2 separate regions of the Homo sapiens genome follow, and region 1 is linked to region 2. A link is an interaction called in ENCODE POLR2A ChIA-PET data of the cell type or tissue named here. Cell type or tissue: OCI-LY7. All regions are shown on one strand.

The links. Peaks named below come from ENCODE experiments on the same cell type or tissue, not always from the same donor. Only the 100,000 strongest peaks of a DNase experiment are listed, where the experiment ranks them.
Region 1: POLR2A ChIA-PET joins it to region 2 with 5 read pairs; 6 of 35 experiments call an interaction of 5 or more read pairs at or near these places.

What each region holds. Positions count from the first base shown.
Region 1 is chr3:107,727,594-107,730,093 of GRCh38, reverse strand. BBX (BBX high mobility group box domain containing) reads right to left here. Exons shown (of 18, transcript NM_001142568.3): 6 at 1,134-1,329. Among named protein-coding and RNA genes, the nearest start is that of LINC00635, 150 kb to the left of the region's middle. In OCI-LY7, no CTCF peak of the experiment used is centred here; no DNase peak of the experiment used is centred here.
Region 2 is chr3:107,674,004-107,676,503 of GRCh38, reverse strand. The region is part of intron 3 of BBX (BBX high mobility group box domain containing); the gene reads right to left. Among named protein-coding and RNA genes, the nearest start is that of BBX, 150 kb to the right of the region's middle. In OCI-LY7, no CTCF peak of the experiment used is centred here; a DNase peak (open chromatin) is centred at 1,143; H3K4me3 peaks cover 1,252 bases; H3K27ac peaks cover 1,628 bases.

The DNA of each region.
Region 1 (2,500 bases), 54 kb before region 2:
TTTTTTAGAGGCAGGGTGTTGCTCTGTCGCCCAGGATGGAGTGCAGTCGTGAGGTCACAGCTCACTGCAGCCTCGAACTCCTGGACTCAAGTGATCCTCCCATCTCAGCCTCCCAAGTAGCCAGGACTATAGGCACATGCCACCATACAGGACTGATTAAAATAATATTTTTTGTAGATTATATAGAATACTGCCACATACTTTACATGGTATGAATCACACACTGAATCATAAAGTCTCGTTAAATTTATTGGTTATTCAAAAAAAAAGTGTTATCACAGTATCACTCAACCTCTTTTCCCAACCTTTCCATATGCAAATAGTTCAATACTCTGCTTTGGAAGAAAATTTGCTTCTAATACCAAAATAGGAACCCTGTAGCTCAATTGCAACTTCACTGCCTTTCTCCTGCTCAATCTGCTAATTTCATCTGGCAAACTCATCTTTTGATTACTGCACTGTAATAGCTAAGAAAGACAGAGCCCACTTGTAGGGTGAATATAAGTACTTTATTTCATGGTAATAAATGATTTAGCATACCTTACCACCCAAAGAGTACTAAAGGTCCCATAACAAATGGCACCATCTGGAATTTTAAATTTGTCTGTCCCATACAAGAATGGACATGAGAGGAGACAGACAGGATGGGAATTCTCTCTAAGACACAGCTATCAGGTCCAATCTCAGATTTGTGATGTACTTGTTCATATTCTTGCCCTCAATGTTTCCAACACCCAGATGATCTACATGACTGTAGCTGTTTAAGTAGCATGATAACTAAGGTGCATCCTGGGATGGCTTACTAGTGTGTATGTGTGTGTGTAAGCTATTTTGTGAACATAAAATTTCCTAAGCTTCTGACAATCTCCATGTTGCTGTCTACTTTTCCATACTGTCAATGTCAGGAATTCACATATATTTATAATGACACTACCACTGAGGCCATATATCCTTTTTTAAATTACCTGTATTCTATATATATCATGATCCAATGCTTGAAAATATGCTATATCTTTGCCACTGCTTAATATTGGTTATAAATTTTGTCCCCCCGCCCTCAGTATTGTTTAAAATGCTGCCGAAATGTATTGCCCTGTCCTTAAAGAATAGGTGGAAATAGTGTCTCAACTCACCAGCCATTCCAAAGTTAAGCTGAGGCATTTCTTCAGTCTTTGCTTTCTTGGGGCTTGGCAAGTCTCTTGAAGAGTCAGATGGGAAGGCCCAAAGTTTCTTTCGTGGATTGACAGTGGGTGTTGGGGATTTCACAGGCTTGTTTGTGGTAGGACACCATTTGTAGCCAGGATTTGCTTTCATAAATGCATCCTTATACTATAAATAAAACGACAGACAGCAGATTTTAATTAACAAATAGATTGAAAAAGTTCTAAAGGCTGTCACCCCATTCCCCTATTTAGATACCAAGTGAGAAAAACAATTTCAGTGACTTCTGTGGCTCTCCTTGTAGAAGAATGACAATCTCAGCATAGGGTTCTAGAGATAGGACATGGAGTTATCTAATCCATTTGTGGGATAAGGATTCAGAAGCTGTATACTTTGTGTTATTTAATCCTCAACTTTAAAAAATAGTATCCAAAAAGCTTTCTGACCTCGGTGGGGAAAGGGAGTTGTTTATAATGGAATGAGCCTAGGGCTCTGGAGACAGAAGCAGGTTCAAACCCTCAAACTTCCACTTAGGGCTACAGTAACCAAGAGAAGGTAGCTTCTCTGGGCCTCAACCTTAGATTCCATAAACTGAGAATAATACCACCAGTGCCTAGGGTTATTGGAAGCAGTGGTGCATAGCACATCACTCATATCTTTAGCTAGCTGTAGACATTAAGCAAGTTGTTAAACCTTTCTCAGCCTCAATTCCTCTACTTATAAAGTGTAACCACACTTGCCACCATGCCAGGGGTCTGTAATGAGCATACATAACTGAATGGATAAATAAGCTCTAAGAGCACTGATATGTGATGTTGCAATAATCCATCACAAATTTTGTCTTACTTGGAGGTTTCAACCTTCACTGACAACATCTTTCTCCTTCATTTTTCTGTGGCTTGCTCCTGTTACCGTTTCTCTCAATTCTGCTACCTCTTATCTCTTGCATGACAATAACGTGAAACAAAATACATTTATTGCTATTCGTTACATATTTCCAAAAGTTATCTGTTAAGAATGTATTTTCCACATATTCTTCAATTTTTATTATTGCTAGACATTTTATTAAATTAATATTCATTCAATCCCATAAGCTTGCCTTTTAAAATGGTAACTTAATGTGTGACATGAACTAACTATAACTTCCAAACAGCTTTTAATTTTACCCAATAGTTTGAAAAAGGTCCTTTATCCTTGCTATATACTTTCCTTATACCAAGGATATACTTTTTTTCTATCATTTCCCTTTAAATCATATAAATGAAAACTGTAATATAGATAATTATGCAATGTTAATTGACAATGGTGTAGAATTATTTCACATTATCTTAACTCAAAG
Region 2 (2,500 bases):
CAAACTCACTTGTTCTAAATAAGCTATGTCTGATATTTAGAAATCAGTATAGTGTTTCCAGCAAAGCTGTGAAAGTGGTACCATGTCCCTACATGTACACAGCTGTAAAGGCTCCTTTTACCATCAGGGTGGCAGTAACACAAGTTATGATCAATTAAATGGTATTAATGAAACCAATTAATGTAGCATAAATACATAAGGCAAAATGGAAGACTGATATCCAACCAAATGTTTATTTATAGTATTAGTCTATGATAATTCAGATACAATTTATAATTAAACTTAATCAGATGAAATCCACATCTATCTAAATTACCTTAGTTATAGACTCATTGTTTTGTTTTCTTTTGATCTTTGGAAGCAGATTCTATAATTTTTTTTAAAAGCTTCTAATTTTCTAGATATTTTCAGATTCCCACATTGTAAAACAGAAATTATCAATTTATTTGGAGGGCATTCCTACTGTGTGATAATAAAAAGTTTTTATTTTAAAAAGTTTTCTGTAGCCTATCATAACTGGCTTCCCTAGGAAAATTCTCCATTTGTCACTGCTATTTCTGGTGTCATATTTAATTTATAGGATAGTTTAAAGAGCTACTCTTCTAAAAATGAAACCCTTCAATATAGACTTGATAGGGACTGCAAATCCAGCCCCTGGAGATCATCTTGTCCCCCAATTCACAGATGACAATAAAAAGACCCACAGGAGTTAAAGGTTAGCTCAAGTTCACCAAACCAATTAGTGGCAGAGTTAAGCTCTGGGTCTCTTGACCACAAAATCAGAACTCTTTCCGCTATATCATACTGCCTTTTTATTCTTCCCCAAATAGTAACAGAATGTCTCCTTTAAAAGCTTCTTAAGGTACTATAGTTTCATTTTTGATCTAAAAGGTCCATGAGGGAACTGCTGCCTAAGTGTATCAGACACAAACGACGGTATTAAAACTGAGCTCCTCCATGATCATGAGAAGAGAGGGGCAAAGCAGCTTCTGTAGAGCAATCCAGATCAGTGGTTTTGACAAGGGGACTGAGAGACAACAGAACAGACTCATCAGTTATTGAAGTGAGAATCTGTGTTGTTTACTAAGAGGGCACAAGGAGCTGCTTCTGCTTCCCATCAGCACAGTCCTTAAACTAGCTGAGGCTGAGGGAGCACGATTTCCTCCGCAGGTGCTCAAAACATGATGGCCAAAAAACAGAAGTTCACAAACTAACCCTCAGTATCTGAGAAGAAAAGCTCTGATTTCCGTCAAAACTGCCATCTTTTGCCTCTCATCATATCACAGAGTAAGGACAGATACACTATACATTCTTTCAGCTCTGAACCCTTTCCAGTCTCCAGGGTCTGAAACTTTAATCTGGATCTTCCTATCAGATTAATGGCAGTTGACACCATTTATGGTATAGTTAAAATGTCCTTTCTTTCTTCTGCAACTTATTTCTTACAATTCATAAACCATATTCTGACATAATAAATGCACACATAAATGGAAGTCTGAAAACTTGGACTCTGTAAGCAGGAGCATGCCTTAGCTAAATCATCTAACCTGTCAATCTCAGGTTCCCTCTTTCGTGTCTGGAGATGGCTGGCCCCTACATTCTAAATTACTCTAAGCCTGTTACTTCTTAAAAACACTCTGCAACAAATTCAACACAATAGAACTTACCAGGCCTTGCCCTAACACTACCTCTTAGCAAAGGCTTTAACAGAAGTCTGAGGAGTGTAGTGATAGGACCAAATCTAAAAGGAGTTCTTTGTAAGATCACATGTGAATTGCTTTTGAGAAAGTCTCTTTAGATGTCTTACTTTGGCTCCTCTTCTATACAAACTGCTGTGGGAGCCTAAGAAAAGCAGCTTTCAAACATGCAAGTACACAGATTTGGTACTGCTGCCGCCAGGCTGCAACCGCTGCCAGGGGAAAGAAGTGAGTCAAAGCAATTCTACGCATCGCACGCCTCAATGTCTTCCCTTCACTTGGCAACAATACACTGGGATCAGTCATCCAGCTAAATGTCCAGAGTCCCAAAGTCATTACTAGCGCAAGGGTTTCTAGTCTAAAACTTCCAAGGTGATATAAAAGTTTAAAATCAGTACAAAGGAGGTCTTTTTATGTTACTACTAAACGCCTGGAATAATCTGTGAAAAATTAGAAGGGTAGTGAGACAATGACTTAGGAATCCTACAATGTGTGTGTTAGAACTTTCAGACACACCTTTCTGGCTCGAAGGCGTTACGGTACTTACTAAAAGAATCAAGAAGAATCAAAAGGCAGTTTTTGGTATTAGTTACATAGTCAGAATTTCCAAAGATATTTACATGTGAATGCCTAATTTTCAGGCTCCTCTGACATGTATTTCCAATTTTTAAGGGACTACAGATGATTTACTGACACGTTCTTTTCCCTTGAAAAATGTATCATCACAAGTGTTATTAATGGTTTGCGTCAAATTCTATCATATATGTTTGAATGCATTTTTTTTCTAAAGAGAGTGATTAATT